2 separate regions of the Homo sapiens genome follow, and region 2 is linked to region 1. The links are chromatin contacts, found by Hi-C or POLR2A ChIA-PET in ENCODE. All regions are on one chromosome and are shown on one strand. Each heading gives the region's core, a stretch centred on a gene start or an enhancer-like site at or near the end of the contact. The rest is flanking DNA. Distances are from core to core; before and after follow the strand shown.

Region 1 (6,693 bases), core at 1,222-3,721:
CTTTCTAAGCCACTTACGAAAAACTAAATCAATAATACGAAGCCATCTGAAAAAAAAAGAGGAGAAAGGACTCTTAAAATGTTTGACTTTCTATGAAGAACACATGCCCTATTGATACAATAAGGAGTAATTAGGGGGACAGCTCCAAAGCACAGCCAACTCCCTGGTGAGTTTCCAAAGTCCAGCAGCGAAGAGCAAAGTTATAAGTAGGTCTGAGCAAACTTGCCCTGGGCTTTCACCGGATCTGAGGAGCCCATGTAATTGAAACTGAGTTCATCAAAGCCCTGCTTGACCTCCTCCCCACTTCGCAATTGCCACCAAGACCATGGCCTGACCAGCCCACTTTGGCCTGCATGATGTAGCCCTCACAGCCACCCTAGTCTCATCTCCTGCCACTCCTCCCTTGCCTGGGCGCAACAGGAGCCCTCTCAGTCTCCTTTTGTTCCTGGAATTCACCTAAGCAAAACAACCCTTGCACACAGTTTCCTATACCTGGCAATTTTTTTTTTTGTCCCCTTTGCCTAGTGCTATGGTTTGAATAGATGAATGGTTCAATGTCCCTACTAAAATTCATGTTGAAATGTAATTGCAGTTTCAACAGTATTACGAGGTAGGACCTTTAAGAAGTGATTAGGTCATGGGGGCTCTACCTTCCTGAACAAACTAATTCCATTATTGTGGGAGTGGGTTAGTTATAAAAGTGAGCTCTCTTCACCCACACTTGCTTGCCTTTTCACCTTTCCACAATAGGATGATGCAGCCTGGAAGCCCTCACCAGTGCTGGCATCATGCCCTTGGACTTCCCAGCCTCCAGAACCGTAAGACATAAACTCCTTTTCCTCAAAAATTACCCAGTCTGTTAAAGCAACAGAAAACAGACTAAGACACCTAGTAAAAACCTACTCATCTCTTCGGTTTTGGCATAAATGAGATTTCCTGAAACAAGGCTTCCCTGACACTTCATTACTCTCCTCTGCTTTTGTGGTCCCCCTTTGATGCACCACTCTAATTTTGCTTAGTACCTCTCCTCTCTATTCACATCATATATTCTGTGAAGACAAGGACTGAGTCTGCATTATCCTACTGCACCTAGCTTAATGTCTGGCATGTAGTGCCTGCTTAGTATGAATGAGCGATTTCAAGTCCACCTTATTGACACCTTATCCCTTGGCTGGAGATCCAGAGGAAGGGTTCTATTAGAAAATGCCAGTGGATTTCTCTGTTCCCAGGAAGCTCTATTTCTCCAAAGTCACCTCCTGCAGAAAGTCATGTGCCAATAGCTTTAGTTCAGAGCACCATAAAATAGTACATGCTAAAAGGAAGCCTAGAGAGGACCCCACCTGGCTCTCACTGGACATACAAAACTGAGGCCCACAGAAGCAAAGTGACCTTCCCAGGGCCACTTCAGCCAGAGAGCCTGATCCTCCTTCTATCCTCTTGTTAGGACCATATTATACAGAAGGGAAAAGAGACAGGCTCAATTTGAGGTAGTCTCTCCAAGCTCAAACCATCTTTCTCCACATTTCCGTAAAAACATGAAAACAAACAAACAAAAAAACCAAACAAATGAAAAACACATTTAAATGCAGCTGGTCACAGGAAGTCAATGGTGCTGGACACCCAGGGGCAACTGACAGAAGCAAAAACTGCCTCTGTCTGGATCAAAAGGATTATAGAAGGTCATATGCTAAAGATCAAGAACACCACCATATTGTCAGGGACAGTTGTAATGTGACACTGCAACCAAAAGGTCAGAATTCACTGGTGGTGGTGAACACCTGACTCTATTTCTCCAAAGCTATAATTACAGCCAGGAGATGGGCCCAGTGAGTCTATCATCAGTATTTATTCTTCAAAATACTTTGAGTGTGACCAAACTCCACTATTGTTTTTATTTATCTTGAAATCTTGGCACATTTATGTTTTATGTTGCAGTCTTTATTATAACTTTGAAGGGAAATTTAATTGATTTGTATCTGATGCCCACAAAAGCTAAATTTCAATCATTTTCCATTTTTAAAAACTGAGTATGTTTTAAAGAATCTATCTTCAATCTAAAAAAATAAGTAGGACCCCAGGTCAGAGCTCATGAACACTAACATGTTTATATTCTAAAAACTCTTGACTAATAGTTCCATTGTTTTTTTTTCCAAATAAATATGAAGGATGCACATATTCAAAACAATAACAAAAAAAAAAAAAACTAGATCTAAAGAATACCCTACTGGGGACTTAATCCCACTCCTGGAAATGGCTCCTACTGGTGGGTGAGCTCTAGAACGTGCTCACATTTCTCTAGTCACCATGGAGGAGGCAAGTCCTCCAAAAGCCCAAAAAGGGGAGAAGGGAAAGAAAAAGAAGAGAGGAAAGGAGAAAAACACATGCACACCAAAATAAAAAAATACATATATCCCCTTTAAAAAAATGAGCATTTAAACTGCTTGTCAGATGGTTTCCTGACAAAGCCACTAGAGTGTATTCACAGGCATTTGCATAAATGCTGCCTGTGAGTTCACCATAGCTGCAAGCGCTAATGGTACATAAAGTAATTTAGTCACTTCTCCCGGCATTCTATGTCAGAATGATGAGCACGGGCACTTTGCCTTGTTGCATATTAGATCATTAGATAATAAAGTGTTAGCGCATGCAAGCTGACAGGGGCTCTGCACCACAGTGTTGTGAGGGCACCGCATTTTGCCACAGGGGGAAGAAACAGAGAAACTGATGCCACAGTTGGCCTTGAATTCAAGTAAACACAACCTGGAACTCAGGGGAACAACAATGCCAATAGCAACACTCCTCAGGCCCCTCAATGACTCCCCAGAACACAGTCTTCATGAACTTGCCCAAATGACTGGAAGACAAGGCAAGTACACAGGGTAGCGCTGAACATAGCCTTGTGGCAGCCACTCAGCTCCTTTCATCCCGAGCTCATGCTTTTTCAAAAATTGGAACTGAGAGAGCAGTTACATTTTGAGGCTGCCTGTCTCCACGACTGTACATCTTCCATAAAGCTATTGCTTAAAGAAGAAACCTCACTAGGCTAAATGGTCCCATAAATATCCAGCCAAAGAAAATCTTGGTATTTATGAATGAAGAGAAAGTACGGGGGAAGACCATTTTCCACGATCTATAGCATGCCAGGATTCACTATCTTTGGACCATGCAAGAGTCTATGAAATAAATTTGCCTTTGTCAACTCTCATACTTGAATTACAGGGTCATTTATCAGAGCACAGGGGTTTGCGAGTCCATGGGTCACATAAGAAAGCCCATGCATGAATGTAAAGCACGATCTCTGTCTCTACTTATACACAGAAAGGTGAGCCACAAAAGGAAACTTCCTCCAACAGTCTGACAAGCAGGATATAAATAGAGATTTGCAGAATAGCCCAAAATAATTCAGGCTACCTGTAAATTAGATGGTAAAAAGTCCAGAATGGGGGAGAACGTAGGTTCCCACAGGTCACAAGAGGAGAACATGCTTTGCCGTCTCACCATGCGGTAGCTGTTTGAAGGCGGTGGGGGGTGGGAGCGGAGACACAGAGGGATGAGGGTGTATGATTCTCAAAGTCTTTTAAACAGAGCATTTTGAAATAGGACTTTTCAACAGCAAAATAAAGTATTACCCTCACATCAACATGAATTAGCATCTAGGTCCACTCCCACACATTACCAATGAAAGAGTTCAATAGTCATCCTTTGCTGAGTAGATATTTATGTGTCAGCCTGAAGTGTCTAAATGAGTGGGTGGTTTTGTGTGGTTGGTTGACTCACTCTGCAGAGAAGCAGATTTCTATGCTATTGTCATTACTAAGAATTTGAACATGTCTACCCTTTCTTTCCACTGGAGAGAAGTGAAATAAGGCTTCGGTGAAGGCAAAGCCCCTTGCTGAAGGAAATAGGACATACCTATGTCCCCAAGGATGGCCAACCACTTACACAGTGAAATGTCACCATTTTTTGAAAAATATAGTAATATGGCCATCTGTGGACTCATAAACTGAAGCAGGTGAATAAAATGCTGACTTTAAAACTTAGAATAATATGACACCCCAACTGAAATATTAACACTCTTAGAAGAGGGAATATCTGAGCTGGGAGGAAGCTTAGAGCTGTGTTGATCCAGAGGTCTCAAACTGTTGACCTGTGGCTGCATTCTTCCTAAGTGGCTTTTTTCCCCCTCTCCTCCCTTCAGTGTCCAAAAATTTTGTAATTAGTTACCAACAATTAAAAATTCACTGTTGCCAAACTGGAACATCTGGCCCCACTTGGGCTCTCATTCCCCTTAGCAACAACTGGCTGGGGCCGAGGGGCACCAGAGCGTGTACTTGCCTGTCTTCTCAGCCTCCACCCAGCCCACTTCCCTATCTACATTACCTGCCCCCACCCAAAGCACAGATTTTTTTTTAAACTCTCCTACAGATCATCACCTTCATTTTAACAAGGAGGAAATCAAGGATCCCAAAAGCTAAAGCGATTTGTCCAAGGTCAAATAGAGGCCAGAGTGAAACTAAATTGAATTTGGGGTTCCTGGTACCTATTTCAAGACCTAGTCCTTTATCATGCTGCAAAATAACGTTACTGATCCTCATTGCCTAGAGGGATCCTTTAGAGAAGGCTATATTCTATGTTTGCTTTTGGTTTTTGTTGGAGGGATAATTTGCCTGGTGTCAGGAGCTTTCTCACTGGCTTCCCAAGAGCAGAAATAGGAGCTGGGTGTGGCCTGAGCATATTTTGAAAGTGTGAACCCAGATTTCAAACTGACAGTCAAGTCTGTCACCAGACTGGGCAGTACCTATTGCAACTAACCACCCACAGTCAAAAACATAACTTCAATCCTTAAGCAGCACTCTCCAAATCATGCCCACTGAGTATTTCCCTAATTTTTTCTTCCTCCTTTCACCTAAACACCTCTAGTCACACAATGCCTTAAGTGACTCCAAGGGTATTATAAAGACAACATTACTGTAAAGTGAGGATCAGAATAATTTTAAGTACAGAAATGGAACTAGGAATGTAATCATGAGCAGGTGTTTGAAATGGCCTCCTGCAAAATGTAATATCCATCCATCTCAGCACTAATGAAACCATAAAGAAGCAGCTTTTGAAAGATGATGGTTTACTTTAAAAAGACTGTAAAACTGGATGTGGTGAAGAATCCCTTCTAAGAGCATTACATCTGGCTAATTAATAAAAAGTACAGTTCGTGTGTTCCATAAGCACAGGGGAAAAAGCCAGGCAAAAATGATGAGAGTGGCGTGTTTATTAAATTGGGATGCTGGCAGAGAAGGGAGTTTTCTACCTTGTAAATTATGGGCAACTCCTGGCCCATGGAAAAAAGCAGGCAATCAGGTGATCATTTGTGTGGTAGTGTTCTGAAAAGAATCTTGCTGACCCTAGCAAACTGGAAAGGGAAGTGAGGGAAATGGGTTGAGAGTTTGAGGCAATTGAAGAAAGTCTAATATGGTGACTGGTATCCAGCAGAGCCTCAGTCACTCATTCTTGGATGGACGGATGGACGGATGGATGGATGGATGGATGGATGGATGGATGGATGGATGGATGGATAGATGGATAGATGGATAGATAGATGAACGGATGGATGGATGAGTGGAGAGGAGGAAGAGTGGATATATTACACACACACATGCAGCACTGAAAAATTCAGGCGTGCCCCTAACCCAACCCATGGTTCTTCTGAGTGGCATTCACTTTCCTTGATTCAAATTTTTATCTGGTTTCCTTCAGTCCTCTCAAAGGCACCACTGATTAGCCATAATTCTCAAGACAAATGGGATTTCTCCCTACCAAAGTCTACTTACAGACAGCAAGTTCTATCACATGGTGAAGAGGTAAGAGTTAGGTACAGGGCACAGGAGGGACATTTGGTCTGGGCTTCATATTCAGAAAGCACCTCCAACCTCGACATTGAACCTGATCTCCAAATGAAGTTCAACAGGTGGTCACAGAGATACACCAGGAGGGTGGTAAAGAGGATGGGTTCATTATAAAACCTCAATGGTCAATTATAAACATGTCAAATATATCACAATTTTAGTGATACCAAATTGTGTGGCCTTTCCTTATTTTTCCCTTGGATTGGCCTTTCCTTATTTTGTAATCCAGTGGGAGCTTAGAATAAAGCAATGGTCCAGGCCTCCTTCTTTCTCTCAACCTGAAAGGAGGCAATATCAGCCATTTCCAGAGTAGAGAGTGGTCCCACAAGAAAGGTGGGCCTCAGAGATATTTTCCTGTCTTTAAATATTTGCCACCATATGTTGAAGAGAAAAAACCCTAGAGGACCAATCTTATTCAAAAAGACTTTTGAAATTTGAAACAGAATAGAACATGTGGTGGAGTGGAAGAAAGAAACCAAATATATTCACAGTTAAAGTAGCAATGCCAACCAATGAAAATGATTCGCCTACCATGTTCCAGATAAGAGGGCGTACCTTCCGAGGGGTCAAGCCTCCGAGCCCTCCGCCCATGCTTGGAATTATTATGGACAAACATGTTATCAGAGACTGCCAGGACATGGCCATCCACATTGACTGTCGTAGACACCACGACCTGGAGACATAAGAAAGAAATGAATGAACATTTTAATATAAAAGCGTGGTGGGTAATAAACTCAAGTTAAATAAATAACAGCTGGGAGCTGAAGAAAATTGCATAGCTATTTCACATAAT
Region 2 (6,693 bases), core at 1,373-3,872, 130 kb after region 1:
ATTTCCACAGCACAGTAAAATCCATCATGAACCAGACACGGAGTATGCTAATTCCCCAATCTCTGATAATGCACAGATTCAATGGGGTCTTCTTCCCGCCAATGTGCATTCATAAATGCCATTAATAGTAATGGCAGTCAAATGCAAAATATGACTAAGTAGGCCCTAGTGCATGAAATATATTCTCAACCACAAGGACAAGCTGCCACACAGCTCACTGCCTTGTACTAAATTAGGGGCTGGTGATTCTCTGATTGGGACCAAGAGGGTGATAATGACAAATAAAAAGAAAAAAAGCCAGTCCTCTTCTCTGCTTATCCACTACGAAGAGTATCCCTGACTTACAGGTCAGAGACAATGAGGAGCTTTCAGGCTTGGAAACAGAGACAGGACACAGAAAGATGCAAACTCGCTGTCTTGCAGGGAATTAGTGAAACACAGCTAAGCCAGTTCAACACTGTGCCCTTTAGTCATCCCACCCACTAAAAGACACTGTTAAAAACCCGCCAGCTTTTATTAGCAGAAACAAATGAAGTCGACTACCGAGCACTCAGGAGTTTTTCATCCTGAAAGTCCAGGATGGCTTTGGCATAATAAAGGTCATATCTCCTAACCACGGTAATGTTCACAGAGCAACCTGAGCTCCAGGCAGGGCCAGGCCGGCCTCTCAGTATTCCCCCTGTAGAAGGTGTTGCCGATTAAACTATCACATTTCAAAGAGCTCCTTACAGTAAATAGGAAAGAAAGGAAAAAAGAGATCCAGGGCCTTTTGTTAGTCAAAAAGCTAGGGAAAGGCGATAATTAACCCATTTTTGTAGAGAAATCATTTGGACAAAAGTCAAGGGATTTACCACCCTGTCAATTGTTAAGTCTAGATAAGGACATTATATTCCACGGCACAAAGGGTGACTGAGATGGTGAATGGAAAGTAGGCCACTACTACTACTTTACCTCGCATCTGAAAAAGGACTTTTTTTTTGTCCTCCTGGTACAGTGATGGACTAAAGAATCTTCTCCCCCTTGCACTAAAAACATAACTTCAGAGCCTGGTTTTTGCATTTTGTTAAATATTCAAAGGTATTGTGCAATTAGCATGTCATTAATGAATAATTAATTACAGCTAAAGCAGCCCTCAGATTTTTGCAGCTAAATTATTTAAACAGCAAATATAACAATACAATGCAATGCTCTCATTTGGTGTTTTGTTATTGCATTATTTGAAGGGAACAGCAATATTACTTTTCATTAGTTGCAAGAATTATGTGCAACAAAAGCTGTTTTCATTTTTTTTCTTACCTAAAAGTTGCTTCGTGTGCCCTAAAAGGGAAAATTAATTCAATTCAGATTAGATTTCCTAAGAATTAATTAGCTGCAAATATCTGAAAACTGCGGCTAGGGACATAAGGCTTAGGTATCTGAACTTAAAAGAAAAAAGTAAGCCTATTTAAACCTGTCCTTTAAAACAACTTCTGCACCAAAGTACCTTTTTTTTAGATATTTGGTTACCACTTTTAAAAGAGGAAACTTGTTTAAAAATCCTTTTTTTTTTTTAAGCAAGTGAGCATTACAAAGCTCCCCCTAGTAAACAGTCAAGAGTTAAATAGAAAGTAATTTGTTGCTACTTGCAGACATACATCACTAGTAAGACATGAGTTTATATTTATAAGCTGCACATCTGGGATCAGTTGACTTATCCATCTGCTAACTACACCAGTAAACAGTATGTCTGGGACCGTCAAACCCTTGCATCCATCACAAATTCCTGCTTTAATTGTGTGTTTACGTGGCAAACCTCTGCTTAAGTATATTTGAAGACTGTTTTAAGCAGTTGTAATTGCTCCTTTCTTCTTCATATTAACTTTAACACATTTTATTTACCATTATGACAGGCCGCGATTTTGCAAGCCTCATAGATAGATAAATGCCAGAGATCATCATGCTACCCAGGAAAAGGCAGCAGAGGGACAGAAACCGGAGCTGTAACCTGTCCAGTCCGGAGAGTTTGGGCCTCTTTCACAAAATCCAATGACTTGAGTCACAAGTTCAAATCTCAGTAAGGCCAGTTTAATCCTCCACTGTCTTGAACTCAGAAAGTTGACAATCATACACTTTCTTTTTGAGAAAGGAGCAGAAGAGAGGGAAGGGAAGATTTAGGGGGAAGAGGCAAATCACAGTTTGGAAAGATAAAATGGTGCCAGGAGTTTTCCATCTTTTTCCTTAATTAATCTGCTGTGTAGGAGAGGTGCATGAAAGCTTGAGAGATTTGTAAGGGTAGAGATTTTTCAAGCCAGTGGCAGAGGGCTGGAAGTTCTCAGGAGCCCCAGAATCAAAGAGGAGTATAGCCTGTGACTTGACTTAATTTTTAACCCTGGTTTTATAATTGAGTTTCATAAGCAAGCTGAAAACACAGGCTCAGAAATGAATGAATTCAGAAGAAATAAAAGGCTACCTTCCATAATTAGGGGAAAAATATGCACCATTCTCTGCACAAAAGCGGGGATTTTACTGTATTTTTCCCAATCTGCCTTTCACATTTATATGAATAGCAAGATGTCAGATTTCACACAATGTTGTTAAACCTTTTCTCAGGTTTAGGGAACTGAAAGTCGTATGTGCCTGTGTAATATTGTGCTGATGCAAATAGTTAAACTTTTCTACACGATTAACCATCATTTTCTCAGAGTATTCTGTTCACAGCTTTCTTCCAGTTTCCTGATACATGTTGAGATCTATGCCCGTGCGGCTGATGGGGTGGCGTGGAGGTTGTAAACTGAAGACCCACCGCGAAGCTAAAGAGTCACTCTGACGCAATCTAGTTAAATGACAGTATGGCAGTAGGCCGTTTACCCAGGCCAAGGAAGCTGTGGCTTGTCAAAGACATTAAAATCCAAATGTGCCAGCAACGGTGCCAAATGTACTCTAGGCCTTGCAAACACATAATCCAGACAAACTGAATTAAATTGCAACCAGTTTATAATTAATTTGCTTTTGAAAGTTGTGCCATGAGAATAAATGTGCCAACAATTATTTGCAATGAATTGTTCTTAGGGTGCCCCCAACTTAATAATGCCTCTGTAAGCAAGAGAGGGTTTGGTATTGGTTACTTGTATTGGCATTGGCTTCTAACCTAATGAGGGGGTACGGAGAATTTAGAGACAGATTCCAGGAACCTTAACCTTTCTGTCAACCTAATGGAGTCTGTTACCAATGCGGTCAGTAGCGTGGCCCTGTGGCCTCCCTGACCTCAGATGCCAGCCTCACTCTGCCCAAGATGCTAAGATTAGAAACATATTTATCTCGCTGAGGCACTGCCTTTCTGGACACCATTTTGTAAGCACAAATATTCACGGGAAAGGTAAAAACAGTAAGAGACTAAGGCACTAATGCTTCATGTGAATTCATTTCTCATACCATTTTTCTCTAGGACTTACGGAGCCAAGCAAAGTGTGAGCCCTGAGTACATATGAACAAAAAACTAAAATAATGTAAAAAGAAGAAATAATCCTGAAACTTAACATGGAGTGTTATGTGCCAAGCATTTTTTTTCCCCACCAATCCTCAGGGGAAAAAAATTACAGAGAAGTAATTGGGCCGGGCGCAGTGGCTCACGCCTGTAATCCCAGCACTTTGGGAGGCCGAGGAGGGCGGATCACGAGGTCAGGAGTTCAAGACCAGCCTGGCCAACATGGTGAAACCCCATCTCTACTAAAAATACAAAAATCAGCCGGGAGTGGTGGCGGGCACCTGTAATCCCAGCTACTTGGGAGTCTGAGGCAAGAGAATCGCTTGAATCCGGGAGGCAGGGGTTGTAGTGAGCCGAGATTGCACCACTGCACTCCAGAATGGGCAACAAGAGCGAAACTCCATCTAAAAAAAAAAGAGAGAGAGAGAGAAGTAATTGCAGAGTAGATGTATATTAGAGGCCTCAGGACTTAGAGCTAAAAAACAGCAGACGCAGGATTCAAACTGAGGGCTAACTCAGCAGCCTGGGACCTCCACCTTCTGCTTTTCATATCAACAATGGCCATATCTCACTGCTCCTCTCTTTCCAGAGCACAGGGGCCAGAGTGAGACCTGGAATGTGACTGACTTTTAGACCAGAGCTGGACATCAAAATGAATTCCATCCCATTCTTAATTGTCACTTTGGAAGACTGCTTGAGAGCATTTGCAGCTCTTCTTGGAAATCCAGGCAGAATGTTTTGAGTTCATCTCAATATAGTAGTTCCCTTACAGGGACGCATCATTTCTGATCTAAAATGATCTTTAATCGACTGATGTTTTACACCAGCCTCGTTATCAAATTACTGCTGGCTGTTTCCGAAACTCAGATCAACCCTCAAAGAGTAGAAGTGTGCTACCATTGAGGGGAGTCACAAGAAGATGCTGCAGGTTCAGCCAGCAGCTGAAAGGAAGAGTAGCAAAGAGTTGCTTAGCAATGGCTTACCAAAGGAGGAGTACCTGCAGGCCATTGCTTTGTTTATGCAACAAATACTTATTTCTTACAGTTGTTACTTATTTGTTACAAGCTCCTGCTTGAATATGCCAGATACTGCATTAATTAAATAAATATAAATGTGTGTGTGTGTGTGTGTGTGTGTGTGTGTGTGTGTGTGTGTGTGTGTCTTTCAGATTTAGAAATTTGCCCAAGGTCACAAAGCTAATAAATGGCAAAGGCAAGATTTGAACCCATGTCAAACTCCAGCAACACACTCCAGTCCACAGTCTTGTAGTACCAAGGAGGCTTCTACTTTGGAGCGACACGGTGTGTCACAGGCTTTTCAGATCAAGTTCTATGCTGCAGTTTCCTTTCACTGAGATGCAGCCTAATGGTCTCTGAATGTTTTTCACCAGGAGGAGAATGAGAGCTGAGAGTAACTTTCCCTGAAAGGACATTTGTAACCATTAAAAGAAAGAGAACTCAAAAAGAAGTTCAAGAGGGTTTTCAAAACTGGACTTTTAACTGGAAGCTTAATTGCAGGATGTACCTTAGAATGCACGCACACATAGACACACACACACACACGCACACACACACACGCACGCACACTTTCAGATATTCCTTCTAAAATAGCTCTTGACAATTTGTTTCAAATCATGAAATCACGACCTTAAGGTCTTCCAAGTTATCTTCAACCATCCAAACAATTAATTCTTTGAGAAAGACATACTTACTAAAAGAAAAAAGAAGTTGAAAATATTGAAAATATTATAGAAAGGTTCCAATGGAATTAACCAGAAGAGAAGGTTCTAGATGTTAAGCATGTACTACCACTCCCACTACCTCTGCCACCAACACTTCTTTTTTTTTTTTTTTTTTTTTTGAGATGGAGTCTCGCTCTGTCGCCCAGGCTGGAGTGCAGTGGCGCGATCTGGGCTCACTGCAAACTCCACCTCCCGGGTTCACACCATTCTCCTGCCTCAGCCTCCGGAGTAGCTGGGACTACAGGCGCCTGCCACCACGCCCAGCTAATTTTTTGTATTTTTAGTAGAGACCGGGTTTCACCGTGTTAGCCAAGATGGTCTCGATCTCCTGACCCTGTGATCCACCTGTCTAGGCCTCCCAAAGTGCTGGGATTACAGGCGTGAGCCACACTTCTAATGAAAAATGCTAGCAGCTCCCAATTACTAAGAACTCTGTGCCAAGCTCTCTGCTGAGTGCTTTCTATACATTATACCATTCACTCTTCACAAGCGCCCTGTGAGATAGACATTATTATCCCCATTTTACAGATGAGAAAACTGAGGCTTCATAAATTTAAACATTACTTGAACAGCCAATAAAATTATAGATATTTACCAGACTTTTCTGTAAGGTATTATTAATACAATGGTAAGCACTGTCATGGATGCAAGAAAATACTGGAATTTAAATGACAAAGATTAAGTCACATAAGAAATGAAAATTGATGAGGCAGGTCTAAGCAGGAAGTCCCAAGAGGGCAGGAACCAAATCTGTTTTGTTGCAAATTAGGTCTGGCATAATATCTGGCCTATAGGAGATGCTGAATCAACAGTTGTAGCTAAATGTAGAAAACAATACGTAGCAAGTGAGTATATTAGAACTCTCTGAACATTTTATCTCCAGAGCACTTGGTTAATCAAGGTTCAAGAAAAAAATGGTCCCAACTCTGCCACTACCATTTCAAAGCTCCTTGACCCAGGGTGTTTCAGGTAAGCCATAGTTCCATGGCATGTGCCTCTTCTTTTTATTTGGGTCTGGCACCAGAGGCTGAATCAGAAAATCTCCATTTCCCTTTGTCCCTATTCTGCCATGGACGCTTCCTCTGCCAAACATTTCATAGTTCCTTTATGGCCGCATGATATTTTTCAAGGGAAATGATTGGCAAACAGCCAATACCCCTAATGCAGAAAAGATGCCAACATCACTCCCAGGTTTAAATACCTTCAAGGAGACCCTCAACTGAAGTGGTCCTTACAACCAATCTGACTTTTTTTCACTCTCTTTTTGTGGGAATATCTTTTACACGAGGCTTAGAGGGAAAAAGGAAAAAATAATAATAAGAAAACGTAAAGAAAAAGAAAACCTGCCTGAAATGAAAAATTCCAATCTTGCCTCTGTAAAAATCCTTCAAGCCCAGTCAGCTGCCCCTCCCCCTTGATCCAAGCCTCTGTGTTTCCCGGCAAAGAGGTTAGAAAGCTGTTGAAAAACATTCTCCTGCTGAATTGAGAC

The links. A loop is a pair of places that touch in the nucleus more often than their neighbours do. ChIA-PET counts read pairs that join two places held with the same protein, here RNA polymerase II (POLR2A). Pooled maps may share reads with other maps.
Region 2: a loop to region 1 is called in a map of B cell, with 5 times the contacts of the local background. The contact joins two enhancer-like sites. A Hi-C loop is called at or near these places in 2 of 168 maps with a recorded cell type or tissue (B cell and OCI-LY7), 31 of 37 single-sample maps with no recorded cell type and 11 of 50 pooled maps. POLR2A ChIA-PET finds 5 or more read pairs at or near these places in 4 of 52 experiments (GM12878, OCI-LY7, activated B cell and 1 more).

Annotation. Positions count from the first base shown.
Region 1 is chr5:158,816,745-158,823,437 of GRCh38, forward strand. It overlaps EBF1 (EBF transcription factor 1), which reads right to left. Exons shown (of 16, transcript NM_024007.5): 8 at 6,432-6,573. Among named protein-coding and RNA genes, the nearest start is that of EBF1, 280 kb to the right of the region's middle. Within about 2 kb of position 2,472, at least 3 of the 41 ENCODE cell types and tissues checked have a DNase peak (open chromatin) inside an H3K27ac peak, as active enhancers do; they include B cell, GM12878 and OCI-LY7, where a contact is called at or near this core.
Region 2 is chr5:158,951,454-158,958,146 of GRCh38, forward strand. The region is part of intron 6 of EBF1 (EBF transcription factor 1); the gene reads right to left. Among named protein-coding and RNA genes, the nearest start is that of EBF1, 150 kb to the right of the region's middle. RefSeq lists enhancers at 444-1,101, 2,774-2,903, 6,367-6,693. Within about 2 kb of position 2,623, at least 5 of the 41 ENCODE cell types and tissues checked have a DNase peak (open chromatin) inside an H3K27ac peak, as active enhancers do; they include B cell, GM12878 and OCI-LY7, where a contact is called at or near this core.